3 separate regions of the Homo sapiens genome follow, and regions 1 and 3 are each linked to region 2. Evidence: chromatin loops called from intact Hi-C (ENCODE). Cell type or tissue: Panc1. All regions are shown on one strand.

Region 1 (8,000 bases), 380 kb before region 2:
GCAAAAGATAGTAACAGGACTAAGGTCATACAGTCAGTAAGTGAATGGTAAGTTGGGCGGCTCCAAAGCCTGTGAACTTTCCATCACATATTTTAAGTAAAAATATTGACATTGCTTAGAAAAACTGTATCATAATGGAAGATTAGTTCTTGGGGCAGGAGAAATAAGCAGATATGAATATTTGACCAATTTCCTATTCATCAAGACAAAGCTGTTTGAAAAACTATAAGTAAAGGAACTTAAATTTTACTAGTTGGAACATGATAGAGGTTTTTTTTTTTTTTCTTTTTTTTTGAGATGGAGTCTTGCTCTGTCACCCAGGCTGGAGTGCAGTGGAGCGATCTGGGCTCACTGCAAGCTCTGCCTTCCGGGTTCACGCCATTCTCCTGCCTTAGCCTCCAGAGTAGCTGGGACTACAGGCACCTACCACGACGCCTGGCTAATTTTTTGTATCTTTAGTAGGGACGGGGTTTCACCGTGTTAGCCGGGATGGTCTCGATCTCCTGACCTTGTGATCCGCCCTCCTTGGCCTCCCGAAGTGCTGGGATTACAGGCGTGAGCCACCGCGTCTGACCAGAGGTTGGTTTTAAATATCCTGGATGGACCAAGATCTAATTTTGGCTCAGGAAAATATAATTTAAGGTAGAATCTTGGGGCTGGTTATGGTGGTTCATGCCTATAATCCCAGCACTTTGGGAGGCTGAGGCAGAAGGATTGCTTGAGCCCAGGAGTTCAAGGCCAGCCTGTGAAATATAGTGAGACACATCTCTACAAAAAACTTAAAAATTAGCCCGGCATGGCGATGTATGCCTGTGATCTCAGCTACTTGTAAGGGCTGAAGCGGGAGAATAGCTTGAGCCCAGGAGGTCAAGGCTACAGTGAGCCGTGATCATGCCACTGCACTTTGGTTTGGGCAACAGAGTGGGACCCTGTCTCAAAAAAAAAAAAAAAGATTCTTGGCCAAGTGCAGTGGCTTATGATTGTAATCTCAACACTTTGGGAGGTCCAGGCAGGAGAATTACATGAGGCCAGGAGTTCGAGGTTGCAGTGAATTGTGATGGTGTCTGAGCCTGGGCAATGAGACTGTCTCTAAAAACAAAACAAAACAAAACAAAAAAACAAAAAACAGAAAAGAAATGTAAATTTTTTCCTTCTCTGTGTGCCAGAATGTTTGTAAAACTATTTCATTTATTAAATTATTTTAGGTTTGTTACAAAAGTTGAATATTTAGAGTGTCACAAAATTATGTAAAATACAGTTAATACTTAAATAATCATAAAAGTATACAGTAAAAGAAAAAATAAATCATAGGTAAACACTGAATATTTTGGGATATTTCTTTTATTTCTTTTTTATTTTTTGAAGACAGGGTCTGGCTCTGTCACCCAGGCTGGAGTGTAGTGGCACCGTCTCAGCTCACTGCAACCTCTGCCTCCTGAGCTCAAGCCATCCTCACAACTCAGCCTCCCAAGTAGCTGGGACTTTAGGCGTGTGCCACCACACCTGGTTAATTTTTGCATTTTTAGTAGAGATGGGGTCTTACCATGTTGCCCAGGCTGATCTTAAACTCCTGGACTCAAGAGATCCTCCCACCTTGGCCTCCCAAGGTGCTGAGATTAGAGGTGTGAGCCACCATGCCCAACCTGGCATATTTCTTTTAAATCTTTTTTCTAACCCTGTGAATGTAGATACATGTATAATTTACTTTATTGGGATTGTACTCTCTAAAAAGGGAGTTTTACATATGAAGTATTTATAAAATTGTTTTTGTTCTTTTTCTAATGACAAATGTGATAATTTTGAGAGCAAAATTAAAGATTATTTGTCAAAAAAGAGGAGTAAAGGGGTAAAGCCTGAGCAAATATAAAAACATACTAATAAAAAAACTATAATAAACACTGTGTTGTTACTGGCTGACAAATATCCATCATAAATTGTAATAAATATGACTCTTTTCCTAGAAAAAGCAAGAGAATTGATGGAAACACAGCTGAAAATAAAACAATGAGGGACAATAACATAAAACTGAATGACTTAGGAGAAGAAAATGATACTACTCTTTTGAGTGCACCTGTTAGAAGATTTGAATGAATGGAGAAAACTCAAGCTTAGCTGGAGGGTGGTAGGCCTGGTGGCTGGGGTAAAGAGGAAGATATCACCATAAAATCATCCAGGCCCCAGCCACATCATAGGCCAACCTCACCATTACAATGCAGGGACCCCCTGCTCCAATAGGCTTGCCAGTATGTGAAGTAGTTCACTGGGAATGAAACAAGTGTGAGGCCCGGCTTGGTGGCTCAAGCCTGTAATCCCAGCACTTTGGGAGGCCGAGGCGGGTGGATCACTTGAGGTCACGAGTTCAAGACCAGCCTGGACAACATGGTGAGACCTCGTCTCTACTAAAAAATACAAAAAGTAGCCGGGTGTGGCACGTGTCTGTAATCCCAGGTACTCAGGAGGCTGAGGCAGGAGAATCACTTGAACATGGGAGGCGGAGGTTGCAGTTAGCCAAGATCATGCCGCTGCACTCCAGCCTGGGTGACAGCGAGACTCCATTTCAAAAAAAAGAAAAATCGTGCAAATGCTTGGCTAATTATTCCAACACCATTAATTGAATAAGTGGGAGGATCACTTGAGGCCAGTAGTTGGAGAGCAACCTGGGCAACATAGCAAGACCCCATCTTTAAAACAATAAAAAATCAAATGCTCGCTCCCCATATATCACCAATGCACCTGATGATATGACGAAGTGCATTTATTGCTTCCCTCACTACGGGAGAACACCACTTCGTGAAGCTTTAGCGGTGCTTCAGACAGGAAAAGAAAGATCAGAATTTATTGAGAAATGAAAAATGGGCTTAAGGCGGTGAGTCTTTCAATGCTGGGATTTGATTGGGATTGGGTAAGAACCACGAGATACCAACATTCTAGGATTGGTGTAAGCAGCAAGAGGAGGATTTTAATGAGAGGCATTCAAAAAATTTTAGAGTGCAAACTGTTGGTGCTGTCCATTGACGAGTTGATGGGCCTTTGCAGAAGATCCTGTAATGCAGAAACTATTCGCCTGCAGAGAACGTCCTGGAAAAGTAATGCGAATGAAGACAGTGGATTAGCAAAGTCCTTTTTATGTAGATGCTACAGTGGGGTTTTTGATTCTCAGTGTCCAGGCCGAGTTTGGGGATAGATGGTTTTAATTCCCATATACATACATTTTTAATGGACAATTCACCTTAGGCACGTGTTTATTTTATGGTGTCAAAATCCTTTCATTTCTCGAAGGTGTTTACTGAGACCTGAGTTAGTTGCTAAACTAGCTGGTTTAAAGCTAAACAAGTAGCTTAAACCTGTCTGCTAAAACCTTCAGGTGGATTATTTCATTTGCTCCTCACAAACACCTGTGAATCCTCACAAACACTTCACCATTATTGTCCCTATTTTATAGAAGAGGAGAATGAGACTCAGAAGTAATAATTAGCTCACAATCTCGGGGCTACAAATACATGTTTTCAGGAGCATCAGCAAAACCCTCTTAATCAAACAAACAAACATAAACTCCAAAACCCTGCCTTATTCTTCTGTTTTTGCACAAGGAGCTGGAATCCAGGTTCAAGATAATTATCTGGCCATTCTGTCTTCTTAGAGGTCCTTTTCCCTTTCGGGGGAAGGGAGGAAAGGGTGGAAGCGGCTTCCACCCACTCCAGTTCGGGCTTGGGTCAGCTCCCTGGGCTTCGCGGAGCACGCCCTGGTGCCACCGGCGGGGCCATTTCCGCCGCGGGGGCCCAGACAGCGCCGCCGGCTCGCGTAGGGTCCAGCGGACCGGCAGGCTCGCCCTCGCGGTGCCAGCTCTGCTCTCTTCTGGTCACCAGGGGGCGCCAGAAGCAATGGTGCATCCCGAAAGGGACGGCGGCCACGTGACAGGGGGGTCACGCGCAGGGTCGTAGGGGACCGCCTGGGGATCCCCGGACGGCTGCGAGGAATGAGCGGTTGGCTCGGGCTGGTTTCCTCCCTCCACCGCCTGCTTGTTTCGCCATGCCCGGGCCGGACGGTGGGGCTGCAGCGGCGAAAGCGACTGAAGTCCGGGAGCAGTCGCATGAGCTTCCCGGTCACCAGGAGGCCCCGGGAACAGACACCTCACCCTGACATTGTGGCAGGTTTGGCCCTTCCCGCAATGCAACAAAGGAGGGACTTTGTCCCAGCCTTTCCCCTAGCCAGGAGAGGTGCTGTTAAATCCCTTTGTGCCTCCCCACCGGCCTTGGAGAGATGAGATTTCCCCTGTAGTACCCCAGGGGACGGGCCGACGGGATGGACTTTGTATCTTTTGGCTGATCTGGCCGGACATCCTTGCCCAATAAGCACTTACCCAGTTGCCCACCCTCCAAAAAAAGGAGAAAATCAAATCAGTAATTTGATCGATCATTTTCATAGATATGCTGTAATAGAACAATTCACCTGGTTGTGAACTGGGCTGGGGAGTTTCAAGACGTGAGTTTGTTAACTGACTAGTTTCTTGCTTGGTGTAGAGGCCTTAGGCACTCTCACACTTAAACCAGCAGAAAGGCCAGGGAGTATCTAGACTACACACTGGGGTCACTCAACTGGAAACACGTTGTACACCTCAAGACATCGTACAATTTCTCAGACTGAGATGCTGGCTGTGATGTCTATGCAGCACAGCCCCAAGTCCCAACTGACAGAAATGTCTCAGAAACTTAATTCACCACGGTCTTTTTTTTTTTTTTTTTGAGACAGAGTCTTGCTCTGTCGCCCAGGCTGGAGTGCAATGGCGCGATCTCGGCTCACTGCAACCTCTGTCTCCTGGGTTCAAGCAATTCTCCCGCCTCAGCCTCCTGAGTAGCTGGGATTACAGGCGCCCGCCACGACACCCGGCTAGTTTTTGTATTTTTTAGTAGATATGGGGTTTCACCATGTTCGCCAGGCTAGTCTTGAACTCCTGACCTCAAGTAATCCGCCCATCTTGGCCTCTCAAAGTGCTGGGATTACAGGCGTGAGCCACATGCCTGGCCTCACCACGGTTTTATTTTTGTTTTTGTTTTTTTTTGTTTTTGTTTTTGTTTTTTCTTGAGACGGTCTCACTCTGTCGCCCAGGCTGGAGTGCAGTGGCACGATCTCGGCTCACTGCAACCTCTGCCTCCTGGGTTCAATCAGTTCTCCTGTCTCCAACTCCCGAGTAGCTGGAATTACAGGCATGCCACCACCATGCCCAGCTAATTTTTGTATTTTTAGTAGAGACGGGGTTTCACCATGTTGGCTAGGCTGGTCTCGAACTCCTGACCACAGGTGATCTACCCGCCTTGGCCTCCCAAAGTGCTGGGATTACAGGCGTGAACCACTACCAGCAGCCTCACCACAGTTCTTAATAGAAGTAGTCTATTTGAGGAAAAACAGTTAATTTATAAAGAAACTGAATAATGTAATAAATTGAGGAATTTTTTCCCAGCCTTGTACTTTTTATACCATCAAATCCACTGACTTTAAGTGTACAGTTTAAAAAATAAATTTAGCCAGGAGCGGTAGTGCACACCTGTAGTCCCAGCTACTTGGGGGCTGAGGTGGGAGGATCACTTGAGCCAGGGAGGTTGAGGCTGCAGTGAGCTGTGATTGTGCCACTGCACTCCAGTCTGGGTGACAGAGCAAGACCCTGTCTCAAAACTAAACAAATAAATAAAAATAAATTTATGGAGTTGTGCAACCATCACCACAATACAGTTTTAGGACATTTTCCCTATCCCCCACGAATTCCCAGAAGCAGTTTGCAGTTAATCTCCTCTCTCATGTTTAGCCCTAGGCAACCATTTGTCTGCTTTCTGTCTGTATATAGTTGCTTTTTCTGGACATTTCACATGAATGGACTCATACAATATGTGGCCTTTTGTGTCTGGGTTCTTTCACTTAACATGATGTTTTCAAGGTTCATCCATTTTGTAACATTATCAATACTCCCTTCCTTTTTCTGGCTAAATAATATTACATTGATGGATATACCATATTTTGTTTTTCCACTCATCAGTTGATAAACATTTGAGTTGTTTCCACTTTTTGGTTGTTATGAATAATTCTGTGAATATTCGTATACAAGTTTTTGTGTGGACATGTTTTGGGTTCTCTTGGGTATATACCTAGGAGTGGAATTGCTGGGTTTTATAAAGTAACTGTATGTTTAACTTTTTAGGAACTTCTGGATTGCTTTCCAAAGTGGCTGCACTGTTTTCTATCCCCACTGGTAAATGTATGAGGATTTCTATTTCTCCACATCCTTACCAATACTTTCTTGTCTGTCTTTTTGATTAGTGTCTCATTGTGATGTTAATTTGCCTAGATTGAGTGACTTTTGGTTGTATTTGGTTTAGCTAGTTTCACTTCATTTAATGAATGCCTTTTTTAGTGTTATAAAAATTAGGAGCTGAAATGAATAATACATAGTCCTTCCTTGCAAGGAGCTCATAGTTCCTTCAGGAAGACAGACAACAAAACAATGACAGTATAGCTTGTTAAGTGCTCTGAAGGGAGTTGAGGACAAGATGCTCTGGGGAGCAGAGAAGAGGAACACTTAACCCTGCTTGAAGGCGGGTGGAGGAAAGTATTAAGGAAACCTTTTACAGAAGAGGAACACTTAACCCTGCTTGAAGGCGGGTGGAGGAAAGTATTAAGGAAACCTTTTCCAGAAGAGGACTTAATGTGCCTCTCGTTTTCTTTTGTTTATTTTAATCAAAATTATACAAGTACATACTGTAGGTTTTTTATTTGTTTTGAAACAGCATCTCGCTCTGTCACCCAGGTTGGAGTACAGTGGCGCGTGCAATCACAGCTCACTGCAGCCTCAACCTTCAAGCAATCTTCTCACCTCAGCCTCCCAAATACCTGGGACTACAGGTGCACACCACCATGGCTGGCTAATTTTTAAATGTTGTGTAGAGACAGGGTTTCACAGCCAGGCGCAGTGGCTCACGCCTGTAATCCCAGCACTTTGGGAGGCTGAGGTGGACAGATCACCTGAGGTCAGGAGCTAGAGACCAGCCTGGCAAACATGGCGAAACCTCATCTCTACTAAAAATACAAAAATTAGCTGGGCGTGGTGGCATGCACCTGTAATCCCAGCTACTCAGGAGGCTGAGGCAGGAGAATCGTTTGAACCCAGGAGGTGGAGGTTGCAATGAGCTGAGATCGCATCACTGCATTCCAGCCTGGGTGACAGAGCAAGACTCCATCTCAAAAAAAAAAAAAAAAAAAGAAAAAGACAAAAAAAAGACAGGGTTTTGCCATGTTGCCCAGGCTGATCTTGAACTCCTAGGCTCAAGCGATCCTCCCATCTCAGCCTCCCAAAGTGCTAGGATTACAGGTATCATACTGTAGTTTTTAAAAATCAAATAGTTCTACAAGATTTGCTTTTTTTAAAAAATGAATCATTTGCTTTCCTTCCCATTCCATGTTGCCCCCAAAAGCAACCACTTTCTATTCTTTTAAGTCTTTGAATATTTACCTGTATATCTTTAAAGAGCATATTTATATTTGAGAAAAAGAAGCCCCAACATAGGCCAATTAATATCCTCACTTGCACTGATTTTTAAATTGGTCAGCCCTATTAAATATTAACACATAGTTAGTTATGAAAGTGACGGTCACAATGCAGCCTACCTTCTGTCCATCTAAATGAAAGAAGACAGGCATGCTCAACAGTTAGCTACTAGAATAACTGAAGTAACACAATACATACTTTTAAAAAATGTGGGCTGGGCGCGGTGGTTCACGCCTGTAATCCCAGCACTTTGGGAGGCCGAGGTGTGTGGATCACCTGAGGTCAGGAGTTGGAGACCAGCCTGGCCAACATAGGCGAAACACCATCTCTACTAAAAATACAAAAAGTAGCCAGGCGTGTGCCTGTAGTCCCAGCTACTTGGGAGGCTGAGGCAGGAGAATCGCTTGAACCTGGGAGGTGGAGGTTGCAGTGAGCTGAGATCACACCACTGCACTCCAGCCTGGGC
Region 2 (8,000 bases):
TGCCTTAGAAAAAAATTTGCCAGAGGGGAAAGCGATAGCAGGAGGCCACTGGAAAGAGAAAATAGTGCCCCGAGATAATCAAAAGCATATAAAGGGGAAGGGGAAGACAAACCTTACTTATCTCCAGGGTTGTGATGGTCCAGAACCTGAACCTCAAACTTTCTATAGTTTGTTTCATCACAAAATGACTCTTCTTTATTAAAAGTGCAGGCAAGGAATACGGGTGTTAAGGAGGTTTTTAATCACTGAATAAATCTGTTACCTGTTTATAGGTCTGATGAGTGTTTGAAATTTGTTTATCTTGATTATCTAATTTATTATCTATGGTTTCCTGTGTCATTAAAAAAATCTTTGTAAACATCGTTTCTGATGGCTGCATGACATTCTATCATATGGTTGTCCCATAATGTAACTATTCTCTTAATGGTTCTCCTCTAGTTATTCACAAGGCTGACATGAATAATATCTTTGTACCACAATCTTTATCTGTACTACCACTATTTCCTTAAGAAAAATTGCTAGACATGACATTTTTAGTACAAAAGACCCAAAATTTCTTAAGGTTCTTTCATCTTGCCAAACTGCCACCCAGAAAGGCCAGAGCAATTTTTCCTCCTCACCAGTACATGAAAGAGCTTTATAATGTTGAGGGTCATGATTTTTAAAACATCTTTGCTGCCAGGCACAGAAAGACAAATACCACATGTTCTGACTTATGTGTGGAATCTAAAACAATCTAACTCATAAGAGGCAAGAATAGAATGGTGGTTACCAGAGGCTGGGGGTGGCGGTGGGGGTTGAGAATGGGGAGATGTTTGTCAAAAGATACAAAGTTGCAGTTATGTAACTGACCTAAGGCTTCTTCCTGCCCAGTGCAAAAACAAAATAAATTCAAGACATTACAGTAAAGAAAGAGTTTAATTGACCAGAGGCGGAAGTGTTGGAGGTTAGGGGTTTTTCAAAGATAATTTCGTGGGCAGGGGGCTAGGGATGGGGAGTGCAGTTTAGTTGGATCAGAGATTAAATCATAGGGAGTCGAAGCTGTCTTCTTGCCCTGAGTTGCTTCTGGGTAGGACCACAGGAGTGGTTGACAGGTCCAGGTGGAACTATCGGTGGCAGACATGCAACGAACCTGAAAAAGTATTTCAAAAGGCCAATCTTAAGTTCTGCAATAGGGATGTCATCTGCAGCAGTAATTGGGAAAGTTGCATATCTTGTGACCCCGGGAATAATGGTGGGTAATTGTTTACGTCTGCACCTTAGCAGAATTCAGGCTCCTCTTATCCTCTTAGCCTGGTGGTCTGTCCTTAGCTTTACAAAGGCTATGAGTTATGGTGAAAAACTATTATCATTTAAGCTATAAACTAAATGCCTCCCAAAGTTAGCTTGGCTTAAGCCTGGGATTAATTAAAAGCAGCTTGAAGGCTAAAGGCAAAAGGGAGGTTGGCCAGATCAGATCTCCAGTCCCCCACCACGTTGCCATAATTTTCTCACTGATATATTTTTTGCAAAGGAGGTTTCAGTTGGGAGAAATAAATGGTAACTTATTTCAGTAAATGATGTGATTGTTTTTTCCCAGATTGCAAATCATCCCTGTACCACTTATTGAATAATCCTTCCCTTTCCCATTGAATTGTGATCTTTCCTTTACCTTATAAATTCATATATATGTATGTATACACTTGTACATATACACACATATTTTTGCTTTATTTTGTTTGTAGGCTCTCTATCTGACCCATTGATCTGCCTCTTCTTGCAGCACTATCACTGCTTTAAATGTTGCAGTTTTATAATACATTTTGATAGCATTACTCCTCTGCCTCAAACTTTTCTTAGCTATTTAACTTAGTTCACATTTCCAGACAAATATTACAATCATTTTGTTAGGAGGGCCGGTTCCTGCCCAGAGCCTACCTAAGTTACATGTTTTGGGTGCTGCCTAATTCATCTACTTTGATCATGAGACATACTCATCCTCATAATGAGAAATGCAAAAGCCCAAATAAGCCAGGCTCTAATTCTACCTTTGGCTTTCACACCGTCTTTGGCTCCTAAAGGGAAGTATCAAAAGAGGGAAAATATTTTGTCCACACTGAAGAGCTGAAATGAAAAGGAATCATTTACCATGCCAATCGTATTTTTTTTATTTTATCACAGAACAATTGGAATGTAAATCAATCATTTTCAAAGTATATCTTTCCCTCTGCCTGAAGTGGAATTACTCTCTAAAGTGACAAACATTAGTATCTTATCTATGTATTTATTTTTGTTTCATTACTAACATCATGGAATTACATTTACAAATGCTCTCAGCTTTGTCTCTGTGTCTATGGAAACATGAATTACTTAGCCTTTTGGAGCCTCAGTTCGCTCATATGGAAAATGACAATAATGACTCCATTGTGCAAAATGCCTGGCTCACTGTTGACCATCAGTAAATGTTGGCTATATTATATAATTATGACAGGTAGTAGAGCATTTTGGTTCAGAGTACAGCCTCTGGAGCCAGGCTTCTTTGGTTCAAATCTTATCTTCATCAGTAAATGATTTTCTGATCTTGGATAAGTTAGCTAAACTGAATGTGCCTTGATTTCTTCTTCTGTAAAATGTGTTAATAAAATTACTTGCTTTATTGGTTGTAAGAAATGAGTTCACTCTGTCAATGAAGAGTCAAACTGTAAAATATTTGAAGAGATGTATTCTGAGCCAAATATGAGTGGCCAATGGCCCATGACACAAGCCCCAGGAGATCCTGAGAACATGTGCCCAAGGTGGTTGGGCTACAGCTTGGTTTTATACATTTTAAGGAGACATATCAATTAATACAGGTAAGATGTACATTGGTTCTATCTGGAAAAGTGGAGACATCTGGAAGCAGGGGCAGAGGTGAGGGGGTTGCTTCTAAGTCATAGACGGATTCAAAGATTTTCTGATTGCCAATTGGTTGAAAGAGTTATTATCTAAAGACTTGAACTCAATGGAAAGGAATGTCTAGGTTACTATAAGGGATTGTGGAGACCAAGGTTTTGTCATGTAGATGGAGCCTCCAGGTAGCAGGCTTCAGAGAGAATAGATTGTAAATGTTTCTTATCAAACTTAAAGAGTCTGTTCTATCAGTCTTCTTTTTTTTTTTTTTTTTTTGACAGAGTTTCGCTCTTGTCTCCCAGGCTGGAGTGCAGTGGCACAATCTTTTGGCTCACTGAAACCTCCGCCTCCCGGGTTCAAGTGATTCTCCTGCCTCAGCCTCCCAAGTAGCTGGGATTACAGGCATGCTCCACCATACCCAGCTAATTTTTTGTATTTAGTAGAGATGAGATTTCACCATGTTGGTCAGGCTGGTCTCGAACTCCTGACCTCAGGTGATCCACCTGCCTTGGCCTCCCAAAGTGCTGGGATTACAGGCGTGAGCCACTGCGCCTGGCCTCTAACAGTCTTAATGTCTCTGTATTGATATTAATGCTGGTCAGCTGTGCCTGAATTCCAAAATGGAGAAGGTTATAATGAAGCATGTCTGACATCCACTTCCCATCATGGCCTGAACTAGTTTTTCAAGTTGGCTTTGGAATTCACTTAGCCGAGGGGAGAGTCCATCAGTTCGTTGGGGGGTTAGAATTTTATTTTTGGTTTACAACTCTATCAAACATGTAGAACAGTTTCTGGCATATATGAGGCACTCAATTAATTTTAGCTATTCTTGTTGACAGTATCCTTGGTGATAGTGTTATTGGCGATCTTAATCCTTATTATTTGGGCAACGACACAATCAAGAACATATTACCTCATAGCACCATCTAGTGCTTATTTTGGAAAATGCCAAATCCCTTTCCCTTGAACAACAGTCATTTGGTGAGGAGAATTTTTAAAATTCCAATTTTAGGAATACAAAAGGAGTTTGGAAATATCATGATTTCAAATTTTCTCCAGCCTATCTGGGCTTTTATTTATAAATGTCAGGGATCTTGGTTGCAAAAGACAGAAACTGACTCTGGCTGAATTTAGCAAATTATTGGGCATTTCACAGAATCAACAGAAAGGCAGGTAAACCAGGATAAAGAAATGATCAGGAATCATGGGAGGACCTCAGTCAAGATTTGCCATAGGACCAGCTTGGTTGGTATGTCACTACTGGCAACAACCACCTTCACTGCCTCTACACACCACCACCACAAAACACTGCTACATCTGGACTCTACTGATCTGACATTCTGGTCTGCTAGATGCAGTTTCTATGAATGAATTCAAAATGGCCACTTTTTGTATAAACCTCTCAAGATCCAAAGTCTTCAGTAAGAGCCTGGGTCCCCTATGGACTCCCTGACCACTCAGGGCTTGTGGAGAGGGAATATGTGCTTCCCTTAGTTTCCACAGTAAGAGGCCTCAGCCTTGTTTTCCAGGCTCACAATGGAGGAATACCTCAAAAAAGAAGAGAGTTTGGACATCCACATCAAGTAGGGTTACTGGATAAAATACAGGAGACACAGTTAAGTTGGAATTTCAGAAAAACAATGAACACATTTTTAGTATGAGCATGCCAATATTACATGCAGCATACTTATAGCAAAAACTTGAAAAGATGAAAATGCCCGGTTTAAGTGTGGAGGGTACAGTGAGACGAGTACTCTTGCATATTACTGGTTGGTATGCCCATTAATATACTCAAGTGGATTAAAAATATTCACAACTGCTGACCCTCAAATACTGTTTTTAGGAATCTTCATAGCCTATGACCCAAGAGCTGAATTTTAAGGAGTGTATCCTAAGAAAATGATCAGAAATAGGCAAAATAATTTGTATGCAGAGTGCTCATTGCAGTTACTGTTCATAAAGAAAAATTGGAAATAAATCTAAATATGCAAGATAAGAGAATGGCCAAATAAATTGTGGCAAATACATATGATAGCATCTTATACAGTCATTAAAAATATGTTCATGAAGAATTCTAGATACGTGGAAAACTGACAAAGAAATGTTCAGAGATAAGAGCAGGGCAGATAATAGCATATACAACTCACTAACTGTAATCTTAGGCTACTTAACCTCTCTCTACCTCAGTTTACTCCTCCGTAAAATGGCATAATAATAGTAATAAGAATGGAACTTGGAATAGTGCTTTGCACATACCAAGTGTTATGTGTTGGCTGGAGTGTGTGTGTGTATATGCAAGTTTGAGGAGGGGGCAGAGGAGACAGAGATGGCAGTCAAGGGACTTTTGCAATAATTGCAGCAACCTAAGTCAGTGTTTCCATGTCTCAGTCTCTAGTTTCATGGTTGCTGAGAGTCAGTTTATGGTGGCAGTGGTAGTGGCTCAGCTTCCCTGGGCTGCAGGTATGGTGTTCTATTCTTTTGTTTTGTTTTGTTTTAATTCATCATTGTCTTTATTTTATAGTAGGAAAACTAAGGCATTTCATGAAAAATGAAGTCAATTGTACAATGCATAATACAGTCAAAGATCTTGACACAGAATTGGTGTCTTAACTATCATTTCTCACCTTTAATCAATAAACATTCCTCTTTAAAGACAATGAAAAATTACTTATGTTAAATATAGAAAAAATAAACATCATTAATTAAACACTACATCTGTAACCTCTTTACATTCATTAACACTCAGGAGTAAAAACAATAATGATTTTTGCTATGGCTTCGTGTTTCTTTAAAACATTAACTAAAATAGATTTCTAATTTGGGAAACATAACTAATGCTATTTGGTTTTTAAAAGAATTGTATCTTAATCATCAAGCTAAAGACATAGCAAGAAAACAATGACATGGTCACTTGAAGGGTGTCTCAGTCTAATTTTCACCATCTAATAAGACACCCTTAAAGTAATTCCAACAGAAAGTCTAAGAAATTCATCGATCAACTTCCTAAGCACATCAGGGAAGGTGCTAAAACAGTGGACATCAAGAACAACAGCAGCAGAACATCTTATTTAAACTTTTGAGATAATAAAACAATACAGAAGTGGGAACCCTTGTGAAATTTTTTTTCTTGTTTTGGTTAACAAGATCATTAATACTTTACAAACCTCATACATGTGGCACACTGTAAGGTTTAAAGAATAAAATAAGGGCCTTTCTGCCCATGGACGCCGCCGAAGAAGCATCGTTAAAGTCTCTCTTCTCCCTTCCGTCATGTCTAAGTCAAAGTCTCCTAAAGAGCCTGAACAGCAGAGGAAGCTCTTCATCGGAGGGTTGAGCTTTGAAACAACCGATGAGAGCCTGAGGAGCCATTGTGAGCAATGGGGAATGCTCACGGACTGTGTGGTAATGAGAGATCCAAACTTCAAGCACTCCAGGGGTTGTGGGTTTGTCACATATGCCACTGTGGAGGAGGTGGATGCAGCCATGAATGCAAGGCCACACAAGGTGGATGGAAGAGTTGTGGAACCAAAGAGAGCTGTCTCAAGAGAAGATTCTCAAAGACCAGGTGCCCACTTAACTGTGAAAAAGATATTTGTTGGTGGCATTAAAGAAGATACTGAAGAACATCACTTAAGAGATTATTTTGAACAGTGAAAAATTGAAGTGACTGAAATCATGACTGACCAAGGCAGTGGCAAGAAAAGGGGCTTTGCCTTTGTAACCTTTGACGACCATGACTCTGTGGATAAGCTTGTCATTCAGAAATACCATACTGTGAATGGCCACAACTGTGAGGTTAGGAAAGCCCTGTCAAAGCAAGAGATGGCGACTGGCTTCATCCAGCCAAAGAGGACAAAGTGGTTCTGGAAACTTTGGTGGTGGTCTTGGACGTGGTTTCAGTGGGAATGACAACTTTGGTCATAGAAGAAACTTCAGTGATCGTGGTGGTTTTGGTGGCGGCTGTGGTGGTGGTGGTGGATATGGTGGCGTGGGGATGGCTATAATGGATTTGGTAATGATGGAAGCAATTTTGCAGGTGGTGGAAGCTACAGTGATTTTGGCAATTACAACAATCAGTCTTCAAATTTTGGACCCATGAAGGGAGGAAATTTTGGAGGCAGAAGCTCTGGCCCCTATGATGGTGGAGGCCAATACTTTGCCAAACCATGAAACCAAGGTGGCTATGGCGGTTCCAGTAGCAGCAGTAGCTGTGGCAGTGGCAGAAGATTTAAATTAGGAAACAAAGCTTAGCAGGAGAGGAGAGCCAGAGAAGTGCCAGGGAAGCTACAGGTTACAACAGATTTGTGAACTCAGCCAAGCACAGTGGTGGCAGGGCCTAGCTGCTACAATGAAGACATGTTTTAGACAAATACTCATGTATATGGGCAAAAAACTCGAGAACTGTATTTGCGACTAATTGTATAACAGGTTATTTTAGTTTCTGTTCTGCGGAAAGTATAAAGCATTCTAACAAAGGGTTTTAAATGTAGATTTTTTTTTGCACCCATGCTGTTGATTGCTAAATATAACAGTCTGATCGTGATGCTGAATAAAGGTCTTTTTCTAAAAAAATAAATAAATAAAATAAGCAAGAGAGCTCCCTGAAATTAGAAACACTGCATTATAATAAACCCCCCCCCTTTTTTTTGAGATGGAATCTCCCTCTGTCGCCCAGGCTGGAGTGCAGTGGTGCAATTTCGGCTTATTGCAACCTCCGTCTCGCGGATTCAAGCGATTCTCCCGCCTCAGCCTCCCTAGTAGCTGGGATTACAGGCGTGTGCCATGACGCCCGGCTAATTTCTGTATTTTTAGTAGAGACGGGGTTTCACCATGTTGGCCAGGGTGGTCTCGAACTCTTGATCTCAAGTGATCCACCCGCCTCGGCCTCCCAAAGTACTAGGATTACAGGCGTGAGCCACCGCACCCAGCCGTATAACTTTTATAGGCACACACTTCCTTAAGTTTCAAGCAAGTTGAAATTCAACCCTTATTATTCACAAGGACTTCAAATAGACCAGTTTACAAACAAGCATGAGCACCCTACAAACGGCTCTTACTACGGAGTTCTTAGGATAAACGTGTTTATACTTTGAACAGTCACGTGAGTATCATAAAGATGGCGATTGTATATC
Region 3 (8,000 bases), 210 kb before region 2:
TGGTTACCTTAGCCATTGGGGGCCACCTCTGGGGCTGCTATGGAGCAGAACTTTTGGGGTGACAAAGACATTTTGAGATATGCAGTAAGAATGTTTGATATTTGAACCAGTTATCTAATGGCCCAGTGACCTCTTTGTCAATTCTAACAAGAAGCTTCATATTTAACCTAGTTTTAGCTACTCAAGTAGCTTGGTGTTAAGGATCTTGTCAGTTCACTCTCATTCTCTCTCTCTCTCTCTCTCTCTCTCTCTCTCTCTCTCTCTCTCTCTCTCTCTCTCTCTCTCTCACTGTCACTCTCTCTTCCTCCCTCCCTCTCTCTCCCTATTTCTCCCTCTCCTTCTCCCCTCCCTCCTCTCCTCCTCCTTTCCTCTTTGCTCTCATTTGATAGCAAAAGAAAACAATACAAGGATGTAACTGGTGGGAAAAGATAGCTATTTCCAGACAAGCCAAACATTTTATCTGGGCTGACATCAAACTGAAAGCATTTATTATTGCTATTGTTTACTCCATCACTGTAACAATGTAAAATGTTTTTTGTGTGAAAATCTGGCCCTGCTCTGATTTATAAATACCTCTTGGATGTGTTTTCTGAAATCGTTACCTAAAGTGGTAAAAAAATTCTAGTCAAGTTCTCTCTGTCTCTCTCTTTTTCAGAAGGAGGGAGAGAGGAGAGAGGGAGGGAGGAAAATGTGCATATGAGTGTGTGCATCTACATGTAGATGGATGATGTCTATTTGGATGCAGAAATACATGCACACATTTGTTGCCGCATCATAGAGTGAAGAAGAAAGATGGGCTTGAGAGTCAGATCTGACCTGACATCCCAAAGCCCTGCTACTTACCAGCTAGCTGTGTGATCTTAGGCAAGTTATTTTAACCTGTCTGGGTTTAAATTTTCTCAATAGTATAATGAAGCTAATCATAATTACCACCTCTTAATATACAAAGTTAAGTATTGACACACCAAGAAATACAGCCAGAAAAATATATTCCATCTGTTCCAGTCACTTTGGCTGTGCAGAGAAGCAGAGTAGCCCTAAATATAGAAATGAATTGAGTATTGAAAAGTGTAATGTATTCTAAGCATCTGAACCCTGAACTATTTCAAAGGAATAATTATGCAGCATCTGTGGCCGCATTTGTGTTTGCTACCACTCAGTCAGGGGCATTTTAATCACAGCTTTTGCTAAGAGATTGCTGTGTCCTTTTGTGTGTGTTTTATTCATCTGCTCACTAAATGTCAGTATTTATTGCAATTAATTAGCCAGCTATATCTTTGTTATTTTAGATAGATTACATTAGGTTACATTCTTAAATGAACAATAGGCCCAATTGCAAAATTCTCAGGAAAAATGGTTTTGCATATTAGTTGTAGATACAGATTCATCAATCATCTTCATCATTAGTACCATCAAATAATATAAGGCATTCAGATTCACAGGACTAAGTTACCAAGGAAATGAGATATTTTGGTTTGGCTGCTCTGATAATTAGATCACAGCAGTGGTTCCAAATCACACTTTTGAAAAACATTTTAAATTGTGAAATACACACAGTGGAAAAGTGCATAAAATATAAATATGTTCTCTTAACAAAATATTGTAGAGAAGATACTTATGTAACCCCTCTCAGTTCAAGAAGTAAAATATTGCCAGGACCCAAGAAGCTACCCATATGCCTCTTCCCAATCAGGACTATCCTCCCTACCCCAACCACTATCTTGACTTTTATCTTGTTTCTCTTTTTAGCTTTACTACCCGAATATGTGTATCTAGGCGATGCAATCTAGTTTTGCCTATGTAAAAGCTTTATATAAACTGAATTATCCAGAATTTATTATTTCAATCTGGCTTCTTTTACTCAGTATTAGGATTTATCCATGTTATTGCATATAGGTAAAGTTTGTTCACTTTCATTATTGTATAATATCCCATTATATGAATCCACCACAGTCTGTTTATCAGTTCTCTTATGGATGGATGTTTGGATTGTATCTAGTTAGGGGATATCATGGACAACATTGCTATAAACATTGTTTACATCTGCTGGTGCTTATAAGTGTTTGTTCATTTTCTGTTCGCTTCCTTCTCTTTTTCTTACTGACTTCTAGGGTGTCTATGTATGCTCTAGATACAAGTTCTTTGCTAGTCGTATGTGTTGCAGATACCTTCTCCTACTCTGGCTTGCCTTTTTGCCCTCTTAATGACATTTTTTGATGAACTTAAAAGCGCTTCTTCTTGTTTTTTTATTTTTTTTTTATTTTGAGATGGAGTCTCACTCTGTTGCCCAGGCTGGAGTGCAGTGGTGCAATCTCGGCTCACTGCAACCTCCACCTCCTGGGTTCAAGCGATTCTCCTGTCTCAGCCTCCCCAGTAGCTGGGATTACAGGCATGCACCACCACAGTCTGCTAATTTTTATGGGATTTTGCCATGTTGGCCAGGCTGGTCTTGAGCTCCTCACCCCAGATGATCCACCCGCCTCAGCCTCAGAGTGCTGGGGTTACAGGTGTGAGCCACTGCACCCAGCCAAAAGCTCTTCATTTTAATACAGTCAAAATTATCAATCTTTTCATTTATAGACAGGGTCAGAATTCATTTTTTTTACCTTCAGGTCATAAAGATATTCTCCTATTTTATCTTTATTTTCTTTTATTTGACTAATTAATTTATTTGAGACATGGGGTGTCAAACTCCTGGTCTCAAGCAATCCTCTTGCCTCAGCACCCCCGCCTCAAGTAGCTGGGATTAGAGGTGCCAGCCACTGTGCCTGGCTATTTCATCTTATGAACGTTTTATTGTTCTGCTTTTCACATTTATTTTTACAGCCCACATGGAATTGATTTTTGCGAATGATATGAGAGATGATCCAATTTCATTTCCCCCTATAGATAGCCAACTCTCCTAATACCATTTATTGAGAATGCTATTTATGTATTGAAAATCTTTCCCCCATCTGCTTTGAAGTGGCACATTTGTCATAAATCAAGAATCCACGTCTGGATCTGTTTCTGGGCTTTCTGTTCTGTTCCCCGAGTCTATTTGTCCTTGTGCTAGTCATATACTGTTTTAATCACTGCAGCTTTATATGTTCTGTAATCTGGTAGAGTGAGTCCTCCCACATCGTTGCTCTTCAGATGTATCTTGGCTCTTGGCCCTTTGCTTTTCCTTATAAAGTTTAGAAATCAACTTGTCAAGTTCTACAAAAATAAACAAATGAAATAACCCATTGAGGTTTTTTATTGGGACTTAGTTGTTTAATTTCTTTCAATGAGGTGTTTGTAGCTTTTTCCAATAGAGGTCTCCTACAACTGTTGTTAGATTTCTTCCTGGACACTTGATTTTTAAAAGGAGTTGCAAATGTTATCTTTAAGATGATGACATTTCTAATGTCTATTGCTGGTATATAGAACTATAATTGTGTGTGCACGTGTGTGTGTATTTATCTAGTAACTTTGTTAATTCCATTCTTATTCTAATAATCATTTGTAGATTCTTTTAGATTTTTCTAAGTTCACCATCATATCATTTGTGAATAATGACAGATTTGTTTTTTTCCTCTCCAGTTCTCATTTTTTTTCTTGCCTTAGTGCACTGAGACCTCCATAGTAAATAGTTTTTCTTTTTTAAATAACTTTGCTTTTTGGCCAATTTGATAACTAAAATTTATTAGTTTTAATTAATTTGTTAAACAAATTAACTACTTTTTAAACAGAATCATAAAATTCAAAAAGTACCAAAAAGTTGAATACATGAAAAGTCTCTCTCCTCCTCCAGACCTCCATTGGCTTGTTAAAAATATCCCATTTCTGCTGGTCTCCTTGACCTGCTGAATCTGGAACTTTAGCCAGTGGAGCTTCACAATGTATGGGTTTTTTTGCTCCACACGTAACTGATATTTGAAGACCAATACAGTAAGTTTGCCTATGCAGAGATTAATGGGATTGTGTAACACAGTGATCCTCAATCTTGGCTGTACATTAAAACCACTGGGAGGCTTAAAAAAAATTTCTGATGCCTGTCCTGTACACTGGGCCTACTGATCTGAATCTCTGTAGGTGCTGTAGTGGGCATCTAGAGTTTTCATAGGCTCCCCAGGTGACTGGGGGAGGCAGGAAGGAGGGCTTACAAAGGGGCATGAGGAAACATTTGGGAGGGATGGGTATGTTTCCTATCTTGATTGTGGCGATGGTTTCATAAGTGTGTACATATGTCAGAACTTATCAAATTGTACACTTTACGTCTGTTCCATTTATTTTATGTCAATTTTGCATCAGTAAAGCTGTTTAAAGATAAAGCTGTTCAGGTGATTCTGATGCACAGCAATGGTTGAGAATTATTGTTGTAATAGAAAAGGCACATGACTGAAGTGGAAGTTGGATAGACTTTCATCTGTCAACAGTTGGCTGTGCGCACTTAGACAAGTAACTTCAACCCCTGTGGACCTCAGGTTCATTCTAGTTAGTGGGTTCAGTTTCTTCTCAAGTACTTTTCAGCTGGCATGTTGCTTCTTCTACTCAGTCTGGCAGTGCTGGCCAGGCTGCTGGTGCACCTCCTGGCCACACGAGGGAGCCGTGCAGCTGGCAGCCTCTGACTCTCCACTGAACACTCTTGTGAGGTGAAAATAGGCTGGTCAGGCAGGGGTCTTTCCCTTCTTCCTGTGCTGCTCCTCTTGGTGAGTGCAAGCCCCACTCCTCAACGGTCATCTTCAGCTACCCTCACTCACTGATCTCGCTGCAGGTGAGCCTTTTTTTAAGCAAAGCAAATCCATTAATTTCTGAAGGTACAGAACAAATTTATAAAAGGATTCCCACATTGCTTTGAAAATATCCTGTTCTCCCCAAGCAATTAAAATAGTACCAAATTGAAGTATATGTATGTATATATATGTATGTACACATGTAAATGTATGTATATATGTGTGTATATGCATCAATATAGATCCATATCTAGTCTATATCAGTAAGCACACTAACAATACTATTCTCCTGCCCCTATGAAAATTATCTATATAAAAGGCAGTTATGTTTGTTAGAGGTACAATTTTGATATCCTTCAGGCATTAACATTGCTTAGACGAAAAGAGGAATCAAGGTTAGCAAACGGTTTTTTTCCATGGTAATATGATGTAAAGTGCTTAAATGGGTAAATGTGTAAGAGAGAGAATGTGTGTGCGTGTGTGTGTGTTTGTGTGTGTGTGTTTACATATACTCAGGTGAACAGGTTGGCTAAATATTTTCGGAATGGAATTTATCCAGACACTCTGTGCATTAATCTCTATTTTTCTTGGACCAGACAGGGCAAAAAATCTGAATTCCCCAGAAGAGATAGACTAGAATTGATGTTACAAAATGATCTAGCTATGCCCTAAACTTTAATAAATGTATTTTAATCCAGCTCAAAAATGAAAGGCAAATGTTTATCTGAAGTATAACAATAGCGACTTTTTAAAAAGAACTCCTCCCCCACCCTAAAATATTCTAAATAATGCTTTAAAAACTTAGCTTTGAGTCACTCTTTTATTTTTGGTCTTATTGCAGTTTTCTTCCATTTTGATTCCTAAATTTCAGATTATTCTATGAGCCAGTCACAACACCTTGCGGGCATACTTTTTGCTTAAAATGCCTAGAAAGATGCCTAGATCACAACGCAAAGTGTCCATTGTGCAAAGACGGTCTTTCACAGGTAAATCAATATTTCTTTCTTGTTTGGTTTAAATCAGTATTTCTTTCTTGTTTTGTTTAGTTTATTTGGAATTGGGCACTAAGACAGTGTTCAACTGGACCCCCAGCCACGGCACTGTGGTAGGGCACATTACTCCCTCAAACCATCTATTTCTCCTGTCTTCTTTTTTTTTTTTTTTTTTTTTGACTGAGTCTCCACTCTCCCACCCAGGCTGGAGTGCAGTGGCGTGATCGCGGGTCACTGCAACCTCCGCCTCCTGGGTTCCAGCAGTTCTCCTGCCTCAGCCTCCCAAGTAGCTGGGATTACAGGCGCATGCCACCACGCTCGGCTAATTTTTGTTTTGTTTTGTTTTGTTTTGTTTTGTTTTGTTGAGACGGAGTCTCGCTCTGTCGCCCAGGCTGGAGGGCAGTGACGTGATCTCCACTCACTGCAAGCTCCGCCTCCCGGGTTCATGCCATTCTCCTGCCTCAGCCTCCCCGAGTAGCTGGGACTACAGGCGCCCGCCACCACGCCTGGCTAATTTTTTGTATTTTTAGTAGAGACGGGGTTTCACCGTGTTAACCAGGATGATCTGGATCTCCTGACCTCATGATCCACCCGCCTCGGCCTCCCAAAGTGCTGGGATTACAGGCGTGAGCCACCACGCCCGGCCTAATTTTTGTATTTTTAGTAGAAATGGGGTTTCACCATATTGGTCAGGCTGGTCTCGAACTCCTGACCTCAGGTGATCCACCCACCTCAGCCTCCCAAAGTGCTGGGATTACAGGCATGAGCCACCACGCCCAGCCTATTTCTCCTGTCTTATAGCCACTGTCCCCCTCTCCATAAAGTCCTTCAGGAAAATGAGGCAACATGCAGCTTTTTATGCAGTGTAAGTAGGGAAATTAATTTGTGTTGGAAACGAAAGTATTAAATAGATGATAAACTTGGATCCTGGTTCTAATGTCATCGTGGCACCTGATACACTGTAATCTTGAGTAAATCTTTTGTCCCCTCTAGGATTGGACTAGGTAAGCCCTGATGTTCCCTTATCATCAGTGTTTATTCTGTGGCTTGAAGATAACAGCTCCAAAGGCCCCAGAAGAACCTCACAGAACTTCAGTGTGATCCTTGTCCAACCCATCAGGAGCCACTGTACCTGGAAGCCCTAGAGCTTTTGCAGACCGCAGCCCTCTAGGACTTCCAGGTTCTCTAAAACTAATCACACAAACTCCCACCTTTGTTTTTCAAGTGAACCTGAAGGAATTTCCTACAGATAAAGAAGACCTGAGAATCTATCTTGTTTTCCCTCCCTCAGGGACTTATCTGCCACATTTTACAATCGGTGTTAATGTTCCTTGACCCCTGTCATTCCTGAGGAGAGGTTGGAGATGCAAGGCTATCTCTAGGTGACTACAGGTCAAGAGAAGTCACATGTTGAGCTTTACCATCACCCCAGTATTTAAATTAAGGGAATGGAGTGAAATCATCATCACTGGTAGCCCTGAGGGTATGCGTTGGGATTGGGAGGAGGGTCAATGTCATACCTTTCCCTGGATAAAGTTGTAGGATTTGCAGGCCTGATTGTAGGTGAGAAGTCCTTGATCCTTATACTGAAATAATACATCTGTGTTGTTGTAGCACTGGAAAATTCAGATTAAGTGGAAAGAAGAAAAATCTACCCATATGCTCAGTACCTAGAGAAAACCACTGTTAGTTAACATTTTAGTATGTGCCTTTTCTGGCTTTTTGTTTTAGTATCAGCAGAGGAGTCACCTACTTTTTAGACTGACTACCTCCTCAGTCAATGCTTATCCCCCACAACTGGGACTGGGAAATGCAGTTGATTTTCCCATAGCCAGGCAATGGCAGTGACAGTGGCAGATAAGGCATCCTGGAGACAGATGCTATAGAGTTCAGGACTTGGGGTCTAGAAGATATTCTCATCTATCTCTGTTTATTCACATAGGGTCACACTTGCACCATTTTACATAGAATTAAATATTCCAATCATTTTCACTGCAGAATAGAGACACAGCCCATACTGAGAAAGGAACAAAATTGTTTGAAGCCAACAGTTTTATACTCAGGCGCTCCCCCTGCTGGGACTGTAGGGGTAGTTTCCATAGCAAGCAATTCTCTGCAGATGTTTTAACATCAGTTGTTTGATTCACACCGTTAAATACCCACTACCTAAACATCCCTGGGTATGCATCGGACAGGGGTGTTTGGGAGGAGAGTAACAGTGACAATTGAGCCTGAGTCCAGTTCTTGAAATCATGACTTTTAATCTCAGTGATACCTAGATGGTATATTAGAAAGGCAAATAGACAAATCA

Evidence for each region. A loop is a pair of places that touch in the nucleus more often than their neighbours do. Peaks named below come from ENCODE experiments on the same cell type or tissue, not always from the same donor. Only the 100,000 strongest peaks of a DNase experiment are listed, where the experiment ranks them.
Region 1: it touches region 2 in a loop (4-fold over the local background); 21 of 110 quality-filtered maps call a loop at or near these places.
Region 3: a loop joins it to region 2, with 3 times the contacts of the local background. A loop is called at or near these places in 6 of 110 quality-filtered maps.

The regions. Positions count from the first base shown.
Region 1 is chrX:118,835,625-118,843,624 of GRCh38, forward strand. LINC01285 (long intergenic non-protein coding RNA 1285) reads left to right here and starts at 3,932. Exons shown (of 7, transcript NR_110393.1): 1 at 3,932-4,151; 2 at 6,191-6,241. RefSeq lists a silencer at 3,730-3,799. In Panc1, CTCF peaks have their summits at 3,855 (motif pointing right) and 4,152 (motif pointing right); a DNase peak (open chromatin) is centred at 3,857; H3K4me3 peaks cover 1,173 bases; H3K27ac peaks cover 954 bases.
Region 2 is chrX:119,214,644-119,222,643 of GRCh38, forward strand. It overlaps the pseudogene NUDT19P1, the pseudogene HNRNPA1P28 and the pseudogene NUDT19P6. Among named protein-coding and RNA genes, the nearest start is that of PGRMC1, 18 kb to the right of the region's middle. In Panc1, CTCF peaks have their summits at 3,803 (motif pointing left) and 4,011; no DNase peak of the experiment used is centred here; H3K27me3 peaks cover 1,479 bases.
Region 3 is chrX:119,000,553-119,008,552 of GRCh38, forward strand. LONRF3 (LON peptidase N-terminal domain and ring finger 3) reads left to right here. Exons shown (of 11, transcript NM_001031855.3): 6 at 5,569-5,683. Among named protein-coding and RNA genes, the nearest start is that of LONRF3, 30 kb to the left of the region's middle. In Panc1, CTCF peaks have their summits at 4,559 (motif pointing right), 4,834, 7,774 (motif pointing left) and 7,996; DNase peaks (open chromatin) are centred at 4,539 and 7,779; H3K27ac peaks cover 1,004 bases.